2 separate regions of the Homo sapiens genome follow, and region 1 is linked to region 2. The links are chromatin loops, found by intact Hi-C in ENCODE. Cell type or tissue: dorsolateral prefrontal cortex. All regions are shown on one strand. Links, peaks and the distances in the headings refer to the core of each region. The heading gives the core; the rest is flanking DNA.

Region 1 (9,704 bases), core at 578-8,577, 310 kb after region 2:
TGGTGGTTTATGAAGTGCCCGTGCGCTTGTGTGCACACGGACACAGTGAGAGTCTGTGATGGTCCTCAACTCTTCTCCCACAGGGAGGCTATGGTGCGTGCTTGAAAATAAACAAACAAAATAACCTGGGTTCTCTTCATGCCTAGCAGGAGGAAGCAGCTTGGTCCCAGGGGCAAAGAAGCTTGAAATGAGAGCGAAAGCAGTGGTTAGGAAAGCAGAGGGAATGATGAGGCAGAACTGGTGCAGACCAGGAGTCAGGCAGTTTACGAGCCAGCCCTGGCTGACTGCATTCTGACCCCAGGAAGAGCAAAGCCCAGGGTCGGGACTGCAGCTTCATGTTCTGTGTGCCTGGACCCGAATCATCAGGCTTGGATTTGGCGGGATTCTCCACCAGCTATGTTTGTATCTCAGTAACAACCGCTCAGTAAAATGCCAGACATTAGGCAAGTGAAAACATCAATAATTAGAGCCTCCTGTTCCCCACACATCTTTTCTTGAAAACCTTTATTGCTGCAGAGCTGACATTATTAGGCACAGAATGAAGAACTCCAAATAGAAACTGTGAAATGGCTCCATCTTATAACCTGAGTCCTGAAAAATAAGGGTGTGATGTTGTCACTAGGCGGGAGATTTGTTTAGGTTTTCTTTTTTTCTTTTCTTTTTCCTTTTTTTTGAGATGGAGTCTCGCTCTGTCGCCCAGGCTGGAGTGCAGTGGCGAGATCTCGGCTCACTGCAACCTCCACCTCCCGGGTTCAAGTGATTCTCCTGCCTCAGCCTCCCAAGTAACTGGGACTACAGGTGCCTGCCATCACACCTAGCTAATTTTTTGTATTTTTAGTAGAGACGGGGTTTCACTGTGTTAGCCAGGATGGTCTCGATCTCCTGACCTCGTGATATACCCGCCTTGGCTTCCCAAAGTGCTGGGATTACAGGCATGAGCCACCACGCCTGGCCCTTGTTTGGGTTTTCTTTGGGGACCGTATATTGCAGTAAATAGAAATGCCCCTTCCATTTTGTTGTAGAAATTTGTTTTTAAAATCTGTGTTTGGTCTACACTCGTCATCCCAGCCTAAAGAGCCAGTCCCTGAACCACAGAAGTTCTGTTTGCCGCCTCTCAGCCACGGCATGTGTGGGCTTTACAGGCAGCTTTACCACTTGCCAGTTCTGTGAATTTGGGCAAATGTTTTAGACTCTTTGGGTCTTAGTTTTGTTTTTTTAATCTGAAATATTGGAATAATGCAGATTCCTTATTTTACAGCGTTGCTGTGAGGCTGAAATAAAATGGTGGATGTGGAAATGCTCAACTAGAAGGCCCTATCTATATCAATAATAGTATATTAAATATACTAAAGAACATCATAAATATCCTAACAAAAATAGAAATATATTTCATCTGCAAACATGACATCCTCCAAAATTGTCCCAAAGTAGAGTAGGGAAATGAACTATTTATTGAATCTCTACCTTAGGGGAGGTGTTCCAGCTATCACTTTATCTGTTCTGCAAAGTAGATCTTAAATCCCACTTTTAGACACAAGGAAACTGAGACTCCTAGTCACAGCAGAAGTGGGATTTGAACCTGACTCGAGAACTTAATGCTCCTTCTCCTTGGCTACATTATCTCGTTGTCTAGTTCCAGACCCCCAGTGTTCTTAAAAGCTTTGACATTCTTTGGTGCTGGGAAGTGTGCCAGCCATTTCTTGGTCATTCACTCCTGTAAGTGGGACAGGGTGGCACCCAGAGGGAACTGGAGCACCAGGTGCCCCCAGAGAGACCAGCAGCACGGAGTCGTCCAGTGTGTGGGACAGGCCCTCCGTTGGCGTTCCACTTTTAGGGAGTTGGCCTGGCATGGACAGAAAGCCAGGCAACAGCTGTGCCACATTTCCTAGCCCTTGAGAAAATGGCTACGGCCCTGTCGTTTTCAGAAGTTCATTCTTTTTCTGTCAAAGTGAAGCCACCCTTCCTCAGGACTCCTCTCAGCAATCAGTGCCTCTTGTGTATTCTGACCGGCCCCTTATTCTGTTTGTAGAGGGAGTGAGATTAGATTTATTCTATGTAGTAACCACTCCGCTAAGCTTTTCTGCGACTCTTCCTGTTAGCTTTGATGCCGGGCACTGGGGGAAAGGGTTCCCGATGTGGCAGTTCCTTAAGTGCCCGGTGGGACCCACTGCTGCATACATTTTCTTCTTTATATCCTTCCCTGATTCCCAGGCAAACAGACTCGGCTTGTGAACTGGAGCTGCCCACCCAGAGAACCAGAGATAATGCCTGTTGAAGGGCCAAGTTGCATATTCAGCGAGGATGTCAGTGTGTGGGAGAAGCATTTGTTCAGCCTGCGGTTCTGAGAGGAACTGTGTGTTGTGTTCCCATAGGTTCTCAACAGGAGGTGTGTAGAAGCGGCGGTGATGACAGGCCTGGCTCTGAACTGCCACATAAACAAGAAGTCCTTGTTTGACAGGAAGCACTACTTCTATGCAGACCTCCCTGTAAGTACACTTTGTGATCCACCCCACTGCAAGTTCTCAGAGCTGGGCCAGCCCTGCTGTGGGGGGTCGGAGCAAGGGAAAGGGGCTGTGCCTCTCATGTTTTCAGCCAGCACTGTGTCCATCCCAGCAGGAAGTTCGGCCCAGCCCTGATGCAGGCAGGTGCCCCTGATGGTTACTAGATCGGATGCAGTTGTCCTGATTGCTGACTTCTTGCTTACCTCATGCTTCTGGTGGCTCGCTCATAATTGCACAGGGAGTAGAAGCCAGTGTTTGCAGGCTCAGCCTGGCCGTGGTATTTGGTGCTAATTGCCTGTTAGTACAAAAGCTAAGGCTCTGGCTGATGCAACAGTAAATGCATACTGTAGTTCTGTCAGCAGAGCGAGAGCGAATCGCTTTTAAGTTGAAGTTCCCAATAATAGGGCTGTCTCCTTTGGAGACATTTCTGTCATCTCACAAGGAGCAAGTAAGTGGACAATAGTAAGCGGAAACATGAACCAGAAATCTGGACCAAGAACAGTAAACTGTTGGTCCAGTTACTTGGCTGAGCAGTAAACTCCATATTGACCCGCTTTTTTCTGAAAATTAAAAGGTTTTTTTCTTTAAGCCACACCATGTGAGTGAGAGCCAATTTTTCATACTATTGAACAGGAACAAAACTGAAATGTTGAATGGGTTTCCCAAAATAATGTTTTGTTTGGTCTGATTCAGAAAAACAACAGTGATGATGTTGCTTCACCTCTTTCTCCTTGAACTGAAGATTGGGGCGAGCTGTTTTTTAGTGGGTGAGGGCACGAGTAGAATTAAATAAAAAATACAAGTAAGACCTGCGTTCTCCAGTGGCTGCTGCTTTTCCCCTCTGGCCTCCAGCCTCTCAGCAAGTCTACTGTTTGGTAGGGCGGAAAGAATTAAACCGCCTTTCTTTATCTTTTAAGAGTGACAGACAGTTTGGTTGAGGTGGGAGATTTAGTAATAATATGACTAAAATGAGATGTTTTGGTCATCTGTGGCTTTCTGGTCTTTCTGGCCCAGATAGTTCAAATAATCCAGAGTTTCATGGGACATACTCATATAATAAAGCATTTGTTGTTTTTTCTGAAATTCAGATTTAACTGGGTGTCCTATATTTTATCCAACAACCCTACCCAGAGCTTAGTTTTACAAATTGAGACTTCCCGTCTCAGCATAGAAAACGGGTTAGCCTTTTGCAGGATTCTCAAAGTGTGGTCCCCAGGGCACTGACATCATCATCTCCTGGGAACTGGTAAGAAATATAAATCTTCAGGCCCCACCCTCGACCTACTGAATCGGAAACCTTTGAGGTCGGGCCAAGCAGTCTGTCTTTTGACAAGCACAGTAGTATTTCTGATGCAGTTAAAGTTCTTAAACTGGGGGCCTGCCAAGTGGTGAAAGACACGGATTTTGGAGCCTGACCATCTGAATTCAGACATTGACATTGATGCTCACTAGCTCTGTATGTGGCTGTGGGCAAGGTCTTAATCCCTCCACGCCTTGTTCCTCCTTCCTAGGGTTGTTGTGGAATTAACTGAGGGAACACAGTGAGAGCAGCACCTGGGACCTAGGAAGTGCCACAGATGCCTTTGCTTTTATTCTCTGTTCTTCTCCAATTCTCCTCATTGACCTGCTGTCTCTTTAGTGCGTATTGGTGCCTCTGTGCGTTTGCAAGTAATTCTTCCTTTCCACTTAGAAGCAGGTGAGGGATCCTTGCAGGATCCATCAGTGCTTTAGTACCATGTGCCTTCCATTAATGGAGGGGGAGTGTCACAGCATTTTCTGACTGGAGGAGCTAGGGAGGTTGGGTCAGGGAGGGCAGCTGCCATGATTGATTCCTTTAAAAAGCAGAAACAAAACAAGCTTAAACACACACTAGCAACTGCTGTTGGCCGTGTGGAGAGTAGATGGCAAAATGCTTAGCCAGCATTCCAAATAAGGAGGGTCTGCCAGGAGCCTGGTAATGAGATGCAGAGTTTAGGCTAATGAGCTGGATGGAAACAATAAATTCTTTTCTTAGGGGTCCCTGACAATGACATTATTGTTATTCCCCAATACAGCACTTTAATGAGGGCAATGGGATGAATTCGTGTTGTTTATTGCATCGTTATCAGGGGTGGAGGATTTGGGGAGGGTGAAGGGGTGATGGCAGGGGCAGAAGAGACCAGGCTCAATGATGGCTGCAATGCAGCAACTAATTTTTTTCTCCTTTTCCTTTTTTTCTTGTTGTTTTTGCTTTAAGTAGGCCTGTCGTTGTGTGACATTGTAAAAGGGATAGTAAACTGGATCCCAGCTTTTATGTGTGGACCAGTGACTATGTTTACCCTATGTTTGTGTGCAGGCAGGCTACCAAATTACCCAGCAGAGGCTCCCAATTGCTGTGAATGGGAGCTTGATATATGGCGTCTGTGCAGGGAAGAAGCAGAGTCAGGTGATCCCCAAGACGGTGAGGATCAAGCAGATCCAGTTGGAGCAAGACAGTGGCAAAAGCCTCCACGACAACCTGAGGTCTCAGACGCTCATTGATTTGAACAGGGCAGGTAGGCTTGGAGTGTTTTCATTATTTCTCCTTCCTACTTCAGTTCTTGGATAGCAGGGCCCTCTTTTCACCGCTAGAGTTTTCTTGAACAAATTGAGAAAGCAGTCACAGGAGCCTGATAGATGGAGACTAAAATATCAGCATTGGGATTGGCATAGCTGACTAGCGAACATGGCTTGAACTGTAATTATTAGGCTTGCTAATAACTCACCCTGAAGTTAGACAAACCTATCCACCTAGTCACAGACCCAGCAGCTGGATATTTTAAGCAGTCATTAAAAGAAGTGAAACATTTAAAAATCAAAACGTGGAGCCTAGGTGCCTACACGTGTAATGCTAGTGACTCAGGAGGCTGTGGGAGGATCACTGTACGCAGAGTTTGAGATCAGGCTGGGCAACATAGCGAGACCTACTTGCCAAAAAATTAACACCTAGGTGTGGTGCCATACACCTGTATCCCCAGCTATTCAGGAGGCTGAGGTGGGAGGATCACTTGAGCTCAAAAGTTCAGGGCTGCAGTGAGCTATGATCATGCCACTGCATTCCAGCCTGGGCAGCAGAGCAAGATGACGCCTCTTTAAAAAAAAAAAAAAAAAAAAGGTGGGAGGGAAGAGAAATGATTGAGAGGCTAGAACCACTCTGAGAGTCCTTCAGTAAGGCAGGGTTTTCCTGAAACTTAGGCCTAATTTTTCTGTTGGTGAAATTGGAGAGCTGCAGTGAGGCTGACTCTGCCCCTCTTTGGTAGGAGTGGGCCTTCTGGAGGTGGTCCTGGAGCCCGACATGTCCTGTGGAGAAGAGGCGGCAACAGCTGTCAGGGAGCTGCAGCTGATCCTTCAAGCCCTGGGGACCAGCCAGGCGAACATGGCAGGTAGAAGCCACAGAAGCAGTATTCTTCTTTCCCTCTCCCTTCCTGCCTTCTAGAACCTCTCTGACTTTAGTTTTATTTTCTGTCTATTATATTGAGGTTGTTTGCAGCCATTTTTTCCCCAGCCTTTTGCAACCCTGTTTTTTTGTTGTTGTTGTTTGTTTGTTTGTTTGTTTAGAATTTTCCTTGGATTCTTTGATGAGCCCCCAACCAAATATAAATATACGACCAACAACATTGCAGAGACACCAAACCCTTAATGAAATAATGGCTTTGAACAGTTCAGTCTTTCTCAGGAAGAAGACACTGTTTATCAAGAACAGTTCTTAGTTAGTGAGTACCGTATAGATAGCACTTCATAATTAGTTGCCTCTTTTCCTTTGGGTCTGTTTCTTTCCTTTTGTAGATTTTTCATCCATATACAGCGGAAGCCAAATTATATTGACTATAAGCCAAGATTATGAAAACTTTACCCTGAGATAAAATCTTAATTAAGTTCAGTGGAAATACAGTGGGAAACTAAAACAAATAAAAGAAACACCTGCACCCTTGGGACCAGACCACACATTATAAGCATTTGTAAATTACATATAAAGATCATAGGTTTTGGTCACACTCAATTTCCTCATGGCTCTAGGTATCCTTTGCCCTGGTCTGGTACTGCTTTGCTCTCCCATAAGTCCGTAAAGGGTAGCCTCTGCTATCATTTTCTCCTGTTCTCTGTTCCTAGGGACTTTTTGAAAACTTCTTCCACCCTCAGAGCACACCCTGATGGAGAGGAGACAAAATATAGGTTCTGAATCTACAATTGTACTTTTCCATAGCACTGTACAATGGTCACAGCAGGTGCCCAGGAAATCCCGTTGATGATGATGTTCATCTCCATGCTGGTTGATAATACTGTTTACCAAGCTTAGCATGTCACATAATGTATTTGCATGTTACAGGGGGACTTCTGGATTTGTAATGCCACATTTGTCACATAGGATGTGTAATAAGCAACAAATTATAACATCAGAGCCCTGGTACATGTTGAATCTGAGGACAGAACTTGCTTATTTGCTATTTTACTTAAAGACTGGAAAAACACAGCCACATGAGTTTGAGTGGCATAAAGGTTAGCTGCCTACAAGTTTCTTTACAGAGACAACACTCTCTTTTAGAGTAAGAGAATTCTCAATTTTAGATTTATCACTCATGCCAGTTTTTTTTTAATCCACAGAACATAAATGAAATGTGGGCAAGTTGGATGGTTATCCATTTATGCTCCAAGTGTTGATTGCTTTAAGAAAGTTTTTATTATCCCATTCTTCTTCAAAATAACTGTGATTCCTACCAACCCTATGGGATCATAAATAGGTCACCTGTTAACTGAGAAATAGTCCCATCTGGGTCCTTGCCAAGAGATAAACGATAGTGGCAAGAACTCATCAGTCAGTGACAGCTGAGAGTGTTCATTAAATCTCACTTGTTGTGACACTTTTTGTTTCTTTTAAATACAAATCCAACAGCTTTTAACACAGCAGCCGAGTAGCTTTGGTTGTTCTAAAGTTCCGTGGGAGCTGAGGTCTGCCTGGAGTCTGCAGGGAGCCAGCTCCTTTGGTGCTGTGAGCATTTTATCAGCCCCCTCTCCTTTGCTCATCCTTCTGTCCCTCCTCCCACCCCTTTAGGACCACTGTGTTGGCCTTGGAGCCTGCAGCTTAGGAGCTGAGGGCCACCCTGAAGAGGTGACACTGAAGACTAGTGGACACCCAGGGTGCTGTGGAATGAAGCCTAATTGCTTCTGGGCTGTGGTTCTGTGAGTTCCTGATAGTTTTGCTGATGAGCATAGACCAGCTTAGCCCAGGTTCCAAGTCATTTCATTCTCAGTGGACAGCCTTTTGCCCCTGTTGTGGAGATGCCCAAAGTATTAATAGTTTGGTAAGTTGAATGTGTACAGAAGTAGACATGCTAAGTGTTTCAACGATAATAATATCTATCAGTTGGAACATTTAATATATGCTCCTCAGTTCACTAGGCATTTTAAAATTAATTTGACATCTCATTTACATTTTATGACATTGCTGAGAAGTAGGTGGTAGTGTTTGCCTGTTGCAGGTGAGGAAACTGAGGCTTAGAGAGGTGGGAGTTATTTGCCTAAGGCTTACAAGAAGTGACAGAGCTGGGACTTGAGCCCAGGTGTGTCTGGGTCCAAGAGCCCTTTCTGTAAGCACAGCTTCGTACCACTTCCCTAGTGGCAGCCATGGCAGTGTCATGACCATCACAGATGCTGACTTAAGAGAGGCAGGATAGCAAGGTGGGGTGCCAAGGGCTGCCAGGTCCTGGATCTGGCTTGGAATCCTGTCCTGCAACTTCTAGCTGTAGGTTCCCAGGCTTTGATTTATCTGAGCCTCACTTTCCACACTTAAAAAACATGTTCCCAAATAATTTTGTACAGAAGGGGAAAAGAAGAAACCAAAGAGGAAAGGAAATCATCAAGGCCATCTGATAGAGCTGATGGAGTTGCAGCAGCTGGCTGAGAGGAATGACTTTGTGGGAGAAAACATAGAATTCCAGTTTGGGCAGGTTAAGTTTGAAAGGCCTTGGGAATAGCTCAGTGGCTTTGTCACCAAAACCAAGAGTTCCCAACCATTTTAGCTCCGGGGACCGGTTTCGTGGAAGACAATTTTTCTGTGGACTTGGGGGGCCGAAGGCGGGGTGGTTTCAGGATGATTCAAGTGCATTACATTGATCGTCTGCTTTATTTCTATTATTACATTGTAATATATAGTGAAATAATTATACAACTCACTGTAATGTAGAATCACTGGGAGCCCTCAGCTGGTTTTCCTGCAACTAGATGGTCCCATCTGGGGGTGATGGGAGACAGTGACAGATTATTAGATGGTAGATTCTTATAAGGAGCACAAAGCCTAGATTCCTCTCATGCACAGTTCACAATAGGGTTCGTGCTCCTATGAGAATCTAATGCCATGGCTGATCTGACAGGAGGCGGAGCTCAGATGGTAATGCAAGGGATAAGGAGCAGCTGTAAATACAGATGAAGCTTGTCTCTCTTGCCCATCACTCACCTCCTGCTGTGCCATCTGGTTCCTAACAGGCCACAGACCAGTACCTGTCCATGGCCCCCGGGTTGGGGACTTCTGACTAAAGCTATATTACAATGAATGTACTAATGTCAAGAAATGTACTAATGAATGTACTAATGTCTAGAAAACTTAGGACAGGGCCTCGAAAACAGCCTGTGCTGGATACATGTTCGGTGCTCTTATTAACAGTAATAAGTAGTAATACTTTTATGGAATTACCACTCATCTAGATGAGTGAGCTTTGTAAAATACGTTCAGTAAAATTTGTTCGCTTTTTTTTTGGTCAAACCTTGTTATTTTCAGTGATCAGAACGAGATAGCTTAACAAACCTTACCCACTGCATCTTTGGGCCCCTGCTGTTTGCAGAAACAGTTTTCCATCTTGATGTTATATTTCTGTTGTGTGAGTGTGTTTTAGAGAAAAATATGAAACTGCACTTTATCACTGTGCTCAGTGGTATAGTTTTTTTTAGTTTTGCTGTTATAAATCTCTACTTCTAGAAGATAGAAATTGAGCCTGATGCCATTCTCATGATGTGTGAATGAAGGCTGTCCCTCAGTGGTGCAGAATGCATTGAAGTAAACCTAACTAGTAAAGCTTTTGTGCACTTGAGGCAATTTAACTTAATTTGTTTAAAAGGTATTTTGTCTTCACTAGATAGCATGTCTTTTGTTAATGTTTGATACTGCATTTGAATCCAGGCTGGTGAACTCTC
Region 2 (9,704 bases), core at 481-8,480:
TCTCATACCAGATATATTATTTGCAAATATTTTATCTCATTCTGTGAGTTATCTTTTAACTCTCTTGATAGTGTCTTTTGATGGACATGAGCTTTTAATTTTGATGAAGTCCAATTTATCTATTTCTCTTTTGTTTCTTGAGCACTTCATATTATATCTAAGAAACCATTGCCTAATTCAAAGACATGAAGATTTATGTCTGTGTTTTTTCCTAAGAGTTTTATAGTTTTAGCTCTTACATTTAGGTTACTGATCCATTTTGAGTTAATTTTTCTATATGGTGTGAGGTGGGGGGGTCCAACTTCATTCTTTTGCATGTGAACAACCTATTATTCTAGCACCACTTGTTGAAAAGAATGATCACTTTAGATAGTCCTGACTCCCTTGTAGAAAATCAATTCACTGTAAATATCAAGGCTGATTTCTGGACTCTCACTTCTATTCTACTTATCTATATATCTATCCTTATGCCAGTATGACACACTCAGGTGCCAAGGAACCACTCTTAGGAAAAAAAAAACCCTGTCCTAAATTATAATTGCTGTAAAAAGGAGCTAACCCAGACCAATGGTTCCCAGCCAGACTGAACATCAGAATCATCACAGGGTCTTGAAAAAAACCCTGACCCCCTAGATCTCCTTCTCCCCAGCTCCCCCCTCCCCCCGGGGTTTGATTCGGTAGAATGGTAACAAGGCTCAGGACTTACTGTTTTTAAAGAACCCTCTGGTGACCATCCAGAATTGGCAATTACTGGTCCAAGTGATCATATAAAGTCTTCTCCAACATAAGAGACCTATCATGTTGGGAAAAGAGAAAATATAAGGTGAAAGTTTGACCCAAAAACATCTTAAATGAGCATTCTATGAGCATTTGGTTGACAGAAGGCCATCTCTTTGATGAAAAAATGTGAAGATGATCTGTGAAAAACAATAAAAGTAGAAGGACCAGTGTAGCTCCAAGATGTCTAGATTGGGGAGGAGATAAACCACATTTCAGTGTTCATCTGTGGGACCCACCCCAAGGCCGGCACAGCATCCTCCACACTGCTCCCATAAACCCTGTGCTCTGTTGGTGGCGTGTCTGTCTCCCTACTGGATTCTGAGTCTTTTTTAGCAGACATGGGATCTTTTCCTCTTTGGATCCTCAATCCCCATCACTGTGCCTGGCCCATCACAGGTGTTCAACAAAATGTCAAATTAAATGAAACATTTTCTATGTTTAGTCAAATGCATAGCAAATGCATAGGTCAAATAGCAGGCTTTATGTAAAAATGCTAGGTATGTGGTGCTTTAAAAACAGAAGTGGAAGAGAATTAAGCAATGGGATTTAGAAGATCATTTTTTAAAATGTGATTATTTTTGAACCTCTGTCCCCACCCACCTGCCTACCAACTGTATTCCTCAGGGTCCCAGCAGGAAACAGATGGCTCACCAGCATTGAATGAAGAAACTGTTTGCAGAGGAGTGGGCAGAAATAAGAGGACACCAAGGAGTGAAGCCCCTGGGACTAGCAACAGTGAGGTGTCCTAGCCATCCTTAGGCCTGAAGGGACAAAGGGACAGAGCAGGGTGACCAGAACCTACCAAGATTTGGAACCTTACAAAATGGCTTCCCAGAAGACAATAGCCATAGCCAGAAAATAAGCAGAAAATTCCTCTGGAAGGACAAGCGGAGAATAACCAGCACACTCACCCATAAAGGACAGGAAGATATGGACAGATTCAACAAAGAAAGTAGGGTGCTGAGGTACAGCAAATCAGTTACACTTCTTAGTCTGTGGTTTGTCTGACTTTCTGGGGATGTTGTGCTTTCATTAATTCATTCATCAAACACTTATTGAGTTTTTTCATGCTTTGCACATTATTTTGGGCACTAGAGCTACAAGGATAAATAAGACACCTTTTCTGCCTTTAGGAAGTTCACACTGGGGAGTGGTGAACATGGACAGGCAGGTCATTACAATAAAACACAAACCACAATGATGGGTGTGTCTGTTTCCTAGGGCTGCTGTCACAGAGTACCACATGCTGGTGGCTTCACAATAGAAGTGTATTGTCTCCCATTTCTGGAGGCCAGAGCTTCCTTTTAAGAGCTGCCAGGGAAGGCTCTGTTCCAGGCCCCCCACAACTTCTGGAGGTTTGTGGGTCATCTCTGGTGTTCCTTGGCTTGTGGAAGCATTATCCCTCCTCTGGCTTTATCTTCCCATGGTGCTTTTGTAGGTCTGTGTGGGTCTGTGTCCTAATTTCTCCTTTTTATAAGAACACTAGTCATATTGGATTAGGGCCCACTCTACTGCAATAGGACCTCATCTTAACTAATTGCATCTGCAATGATTCTATTTCCAAATAAGGTCAGTCTGAGGTTCTGAGGTTAGGACTTCAATACACTAATTTTGGAAACAGAATTCAATCCATAACATAGGGGATAGGCTCAGGGCATTATAGGAGCATTTACAAGATGGTCAGGGAGGAGTGATGAAGAGGGTACAACTTACCTGGTGTTAAGGATGAATAAGGTTCCACCAAGTGAAGAGATGAGTGGGCAGGGAGGAGGAGGACAAGCCACTTTGCGCTGAGGGGAAAACCAGAGCCAGCACCGGTGATTTGGCACTGCAGGTGCAGAAAGCACAAGGCTGCGGAGAAGGAGCAGCAGCTCTGGCCCCAGAAGACCTCCCACGATCTGCATAGAGTCCAGACTTAAGGAGGTGGTAGAGGGACGATGAAAAGGTTTGAAGCAGGGACTTGGCAAGACCAGTTTCATTGTTCAGAGGGGTCACTCCAGCAGCTAGGAAGAAGATGGTAAGGCCTGCAAACAAGGCAAACATCCAGGCAGCTGTGGATGGAGGTAAGATAACAGGGAGAGAGGGAGACCTTTAGGAGATACTTAGGAGAGAGATTTGGGAGGACATGGCAATTGAGTGGATGCGTGTAGCGAGCGGGTAGTGCGGTAGCAGCACCCCCACCCCTGCAGGGGGCCACAGTGCCGTTTAGCAAGGTGGGGAGAGTGGGCAGTTTAACAGGAAAATGACTGTGCTCCCACTGCCATTTTGGGAGTGCTGGCTTTGTGTTGCCTATGGGAAAAGCTAGGGCAAAGAGTTCCATTGGAGACAGGGATTTGAGAGTAATTTGCATGTCCCACGAGAGAGGATGAGCTTCTCCAGGGAGTGTGTGTGGCAGCACAAGAGGAACAGTGAGTTAGAAGAGAATCCTGGGGAACACCAATAGGCACGCAGCAGGCGCGGGCCGGGAAGACGGGCCCCTGCAGACAGGCAGTGCAGAATCGAGAACATAGCATATGGAAGTTCAGGGCTCAGGAAGCTTCAAAGAAGGAAAACCATGTTTTCAAATGCCACAGAAAGTCTTAGTCAGGAAAGGATTGAAACGAGTCTATTCAATTTGTTATCAGGGAAGTTGGCGGTCACCTCAGTGACAGCAGTTTTAGGAGTATGGTGGGTGGGAACAGAAGCCAGATTCCAGAGAGCTGAAGGGCGAACGGACGTGTAGGCAGCAGGAAGTTTGGAAGAGAATGGGAGGAGGGAAGCTGAGCAACAGCGAAAGGGAGATACGGGGCACAAAACTCAAGTATAGTCAAGGGAGATTAAAGCAATTTTAAAAAATGACTATCAAAGTCTGGAGTAGACATCAAAGGATAGAGCAAAGGACACGAAAGAAAGAGGAACACACCTCAGAGACTGAAGGTGAGGATGGGGTAGGTGCAGAGGTGTTTGTAGGAAGGAGGTAGAAAGTTGAGGGACATTGGGCCTGATGGCCTTGATGTTGGAGACAGGTTTATGTGCTAAGTATGAGACAGAAGGTTGAGTAGGAGCTTTGGGGAGAGTGCTAGAATGCTTGGAATGGTCACCTAGGGGCAGAGGAGAGGAAGCTCTTCCAGGACAGCTGGGGAGATGGGCAGCCCTGAAGCCCAGCAGAGGTCAGGGGCCATGAACTTGTAGTGGCCTGGCCTATGCAGTAGAGTCCATTTCCCCGGGAGTACTCAGTCTCAGAGACGGAGCAAGACAAAGGTTGACAGGTTGGAATTTTGCTTTGTGAGTGTCTGGTGAGACTGGATGAGCCACTGAGTCCAGAATAAAGAGAGAGAGGGCAGGCAGAGCCTGATGAATGGGGAGAAGAGGGAGAGGTCACTGGATATGAGCACCGAGAGAGCATGAAGGATGCACGGATGTCGTAGAAAAGCAACACACTTGTCCTGCTTTCGATTTTGCTGTGTGTGAGATACAAGTAAACAGCCAATTTTCACACTAAAGAGTATGTAACTTTGCAAATAGCTTGTACAAAAGCATTAAAGCTGAGTTAAAAGGGCAAGTATGCATTTCAGCTACACTGGTCCCACAGTGACATCACTAGTTATGATTGTAGGGGTGGTAACTGTTTAGAAAATAAAGGGAGGGGCCATTCAATATTTCTTATCTTTATCCAAATCTGAAGTATTTCAGCCCTATTGCAAGACAGTACCCTGTAACAGATAGCTGCCTCTCTCCAAGAATAATAAAGCCCCGCTTTGCAGGGAGAGGCTGTGGATGAAGAGCAGTAGGCGGAGGGCTCCAAGGAGTTTCCAGCTGTATTTTCTGAGCTTGCTAAGCATTTAATCAATGGCAAGGAACATCTCAGTTGTCCAGATACAGTCATCCCACGCGAGGTGCACGGAGACCAGTGTTCTGATATGCAAAGAGAGCCTGGGACTCTCATCAAATCACCAAACAGGATGCTGGCCATGCAGCAAACAGGCCTGCAAGCTGTTGGCAGCTGAATGTCGGGCTGCCAGAGCCAGGCCCAGCCACATGATGGGCATGGCCCCAAAGGCTTGGTGGCAATCTGTATTCCAATGCATGCCCTCCACCATGCTGCTGACCCTCTGCCAAGCGGGGCCCACGCTCAGGATCTAGAGACGCTGTTGTTGCAATGCATACAGGCCTCTTTGTTCAAAAATACTGTATGCATGAGAGAAAGCAGCTTCCTTTGGTTCTTTCCCCATGGCCTGGAAAGAAAGGCTTCACAGTCAAGCTGCCCAGCTGACCAGCATTGGGCAAAGGGGCGGGAGGGGAACTTGCTGAAAGCTAGCTGGTTGTAGTACATCTAAAAATGGAGCTTGAAGGGGTTTGGCTGGGACTGTGGCAACCTCACTCAGGTGTCATCCAGGCCTGTGTTGGGCTGGCAGGGGGCCCTTGGAAGCCCTTGCTAATTAAATGTATTGAGAAAGTGGCTTTGACAGGGAAGGCTCTGTCAACACTGCCACTTTGGTGCAATCTTTTCAAATGACAAGGAGCCTCTTCCTTTATGTGCAGAAAGAGCTGAAGAGCAGGATAGATTCAAAATGAGGTGCACGAGCAGTTGAGTAATTACCATTTTCTTCTGTGGCTGCTCCACCTGCCCTGAAGTGATCTTCTATCAGCTGAAGGACACTCTACTGTCCAATTCAGGGGCATGCTCTCTCTGCCTCCAACTTTACCACCAGAAAACTTGGAAGTCACATGAGTAAGAGGGACCCAGTGGCGAAGATGTCCTCAGATCATTCTTCACTTGAGAAAAATACCTAGATGGTCACTTCGCAGGCCTCAAGCAGTGCTGACAAATGGGCTCCACTTAAACCAAGGGGAGAACAGTTTCCATTCGCAATGGAGTGCCATTACCCTTTACTAAAACAAAACATTTTTTTATCCTAAAGAAATTATTTCCTTATTTGTTGACTCCAGAAAGCTATTGAGTAGTTCCAAATGTTGGCTGCACAGCTAAGCTCCTGTTGGGTGATTTGCAGTTTCCCAGCAAGGTCAAAAGGAATTCCCTGGGTTCCTGGAAATAGGTACCCGTGGTACCCACAAGCTAGGGCGAAGCTAGAATGATGGAGAGAGATGGCAGGGACAAGCTTGATGGGTCTTGGGGGCATATGCTTTCCCCAGGCCTGGACCTGCATCAGTGCTGGCTCCCATGAGCTTCTTCCAAGTGGAAAAGAAGTCTTGTGATCAGCCTCGAGTGTGATTCCTTTTATGGCACTCCAGCACCTAGTACAGCACACAGCAGGGACCTAGCAAATTTTTAATAGATGGATAGATGTTTCACTTTTTTTCAGGGACTAGGAAGAACTGTTTCTTTGAATTTTGGCTCTATCAGCTTTGTTTGGGTGTAAGACAAGGACATGCATCTTTTGAAAGGTTCCCAAATCTAGATATTCCTAATATATCACTGCTCCCTGCAGCTCAGCAGGGCACCCCTTCCCTGCCACTAAGGAAAGACCACCAAAGCTGAATTCAGCCTTGCTAAATTAAGCATCCCTGAAGCTCACTCTACTCCAAGTGAATTCTGGTTGTTGACATTTGAGCCAAAAGACTTAAGGAGGTGCACTCCAGTTAATCCAGTGCCTCTAATTGTTCTTCCTGATTTCCAAGAGCATGTAAAATTTTCTAGAGATCTAGCCCACTCTTACCTTTTCACCTTTTCCTTCAGACTGACCTCCTCCATGCTTCCCACCTTACATTTATTCACTCAATGTTTATTCAAGGCATATTGAGCATCTGACACTACAGGTTACTAGGGACATCAAATGGCTAAGACCCGTCCTATGAGTTTACAGACCACTGGAACTGGGAGAAATGCAGATACTCAGTGTTGGTCTTGACACACGATCATGTCCATGGAGTTACAGTGGTGGGGGCAGGGCATGGTGAAGGAAAGTCAGACTTAATTTTTGTATTTGGGAAGATTGGTTTAGTGGCGTAATCATACCACCTTTAATTTATATTTGCAGTTTATGAAGGCTTTCCTTTCCTTTCCTTTCCTTTCCTTTCCTTTCCTTTCCTTTCCTTTCCTTTCCTTTCCTTTCCTTTTTCCTTTCCTTTCTTCCCTCTCTCTCTCTGTCTCTCTTTTTTTTAGACAGAATCCTACTCTGTCACCCAGGCTGGAATGCAGTGCCACAATCTTATTGCAGCCTCGACCTCCCAGGCTCAGGTGGTACTCCCACCTCAGCCTCCTGAGTAGCTGGGACTACAGATGCGTGTCACCGTGACTGGCTAATTTTTGTATTTTTTGTAGAGACAGGGTTTCACCATGTTGCCCAGGCTGGTCAGGAACTCCTGGGATCAAGCTATCTGCCTACCTCAGCCTCTCAAAGTGCTGGGATTATGGGGATGAGTCACTGCATCTGGCCAAGAGTTTTCTGATACATTATCTCTTTAATCTTCACAATAATCCTGTGAGATCAGGGATTACAGCTTTGTTTTACGAATAAGGAAACTGAGGCAGAAATTAGTGACTACTCAAAATCCCAGGGTCAATAGCGGGTTTGAACTCAGGATGTCTGCCAGTAGCCCTGGCCCCTCCTACTCCACCAAGCAGCCTTCCCAGCAGGCTGGCAGCTCCTCCTCCCCTGCAGGTGGGAATGGAGGTGAGGAGAGCACTCCTAAGGGGGCTAGGCAACTTATCCAAAGCCCGTGCCTACCACCCCACCTACTTCCTTTGCCCACAGCTGCTTGTCTCTTCGTTTTTCAGTTTCCAAACTGTAAAAAAAGAAATAAAATAGTTATGAAAGTGTTCTGTTCCTTCCTTAATGAACCCACCTGCTGGCTATTGCCTGAAATTCCTTTAAAGAGGCACAAATCCCTTCATTCTGCAGGTATAAATAAAAAGTTTAAGATGCAAATACCTGGAAGCCTCAACACACAGATATAAATAAGTTCCACTCAAGTTTAAATGATAATAGAATATCTATCCTGCCTTTTCTGAGGTGGAAGGCAGAAATAGAAATTACCGGTATTGTATAGCCTTTATAATTCCAAAGCAGTTTTACCATAATCTCATTAATTCTATAAATATTCTATGTATAATCTACATATAATCTATATCTATATCTATAGAGACAGCATCTAATAGGTGCTAGGCATTGTGTTGCCTGCTAGGGATGGAGTGGGAACCAAAACAGACATAGTGCCTTCCCCCATGGAGCTGAGTCAAGTGAGAAACACAAAAACATAGGTAAATAAATGACACCAGGCTTGGTGCTATGGAAGAGAACAGAGCAAAGAAGGGCCGTTCCAGGGTAGGGGGGAAAAAGTCATACCTTTTCTTCATCCATCAGTCATACAATCATGACTGACAATTCTGATAATGAAAGAGTGTAACACAAGGAAAGCACAACAAACTTACTTAACAAAGTTTTATGTGACATGAAGTCTTCAGAAATGAAGACCCAAAAACCGAAAGAAAGTTACATTTTTATGTAAGGTCTGAAGAAAAAAGTGCATGGTTATGAAGAAATACGATTGGACAAAAAAGGGTCTGATCTAATGGGAATGAACTGAGGGGCAGTGGAGGTCTGCAGGGCCTGTTTGTCCAGAGTCTTTTCTGTGTCTCTGTAAGACATGCCTCCCCGCAAGGTATGGGGCAGGACACCTGTCACAGGAGGGCTTTCAGCAGGGAAGGGAGAAGGTCAAAGACCTTCCTAGGTTTATGACTTGCTTTGAGATGAAGAATTCTAGTTTCTGTGCCTTGTTTGAGGGAGAAAGCAGGATAGGAGAAGGTCAGAGTGACCTTGTTTCCGAGGCCCTTGTAATCTCTGTCAGTTCAAAGTACCCAGCATACCAAGGAGCCATACTCTGGGGTATCATGTTCTGAACCCTGATATCAGGCAGAGGGAACCACATAGTCAGAGGCTCTGAGATGAGTGTGAGCACGTGAAAGGCCTGAAGGCACCCAGGAGCAGGGAGGCAGTGGAGGAGAGCAGGGATGGGTGGGTAAGGGCAGGACTGCACTGAGGAAGTCCTAGGAAATCATGGTTAAGGACTTTGAGACTTGAGCCCAAACTTAAAGGGCAGTGGAAAACATGCAAGAGCTTTAGAGCAAGAGGGATAACAATATGATCTTTAGCCTTAAAAAAATGTGAACTTTCCTGCAGGCTGAGGAATGGATTGGGAGACAACAAGAATGCGGCCATTGCAGTCATCCAGGCCAGAAGGGACAAGTGCTTGGACTAAGATGGAGAAGTGGAGGTGGGAGGATAGATGATTCCAGAGATACTATAATCTTATAAAACTCGTAAGATGTATTAATGAGATAAGGAAGAGGGAGAGTCAAGATGACTTTAGTTCCTTACACTCATTGGAGCAATTGGGAGACAGAAGGGCCAGCAGAAAAGAACAGGCTTTGGAGGGAAGAAGATGAATTCAGTTTGGGGCATGTGGGGTTTCAGTCTGCATAAATGTGGAAGTGGATAGAGATCCTGTGACATTTTCGCTCTTTAGTGGCTGAAATTGCCTTCTCTGACCCATGGGACTCGGCCAAGTCAACCTCCAGCCCATTCCTTCTAGTCCGGCCCCCTCTGCTGTCTCCCCTGAACCCACCAAACACAACACCGTAATACAGTAACATGAAAATGAATGTTCCCCAGGTCTTCAGTGTTCCTCCTCTGTGCGTTCCTCATTTCCTGGCAAAAGAGGAGTGGGAGAAGCCAATTTCTGCAATTTGCACATTGGAGACATTCTTATTTACCAGATACCACCAGAAAGCTGATCACTGATTCCCAGCAGCCTGTTGCAAACGCATATACCACATGTGGAACTCCAGCTCCTTCAGTAGGAGAGGCGAAAGGACAGCCCACCTCCGTGCTCATCAGCCTGGCTGATGGGATGAAAGCTGCTATTGAAACAGCCCCAGCTTTCGAAAGGCAAATAAAAGTAAACCTCTGCAAGAGAAGCGATGC

Evidence for each region. Peaks named below come from ENCODE experiments on the same cell type or tissue, not always from the same donor. Only the 100,000 strongest peaks of a DNase experiment are listed, where the experiment ranks them.
Region 1: a loop joins it to region 2, with 5 times the contacts of the local background. A loop is called at or near these places in 3 of 110 quality-filtered maps.

The regions. Positions count from the first base shown.
Region 1 is chr4:151,712,207-151,721,910 of GRCh38, reverse strand. It overlaps GATB (glutamyl-tRNA amidotransferase subunit B), which reads left to right. Exons shown (of 13, transcript NM_004564.3): 3 at 2,373-2,486; 4 at 4,837-5,035; 5 at 5,780-5,902. Among named protein-coding and RNA genes, the nearest start is that of GATB, 44 kb to the left of the region's middle. In dorsolateral prefrontal cortex, for the core only: a CTCF peak has its summit at 4,472; DNase peaks (open chromatin) are centred at 2,384, 4,420 and 5,839; H3K4me3 peaks cover 2,964 bases; H3K27ac peaks cover 6,758 bases.
Region 2 is chr4:152,017,390-152,027,093 of GRCh38, reverse strand. No RefSeq gene overlaps it. Among named protein-coding and RNA genes, the nearest start is that of LINC03074, 66 kb to the right of the region's middle. RefSeq lists an enhancer at 2,710-3,209. In dorsolateral prefrontal cortex, for the core only: a CTCF peak has its summit at 4,852; a DNase peak (open chromatin) is centred at 4,863; H3K4me3 peaks cover 1,308 bases; H3K27ac peaks cover 4,637 bases.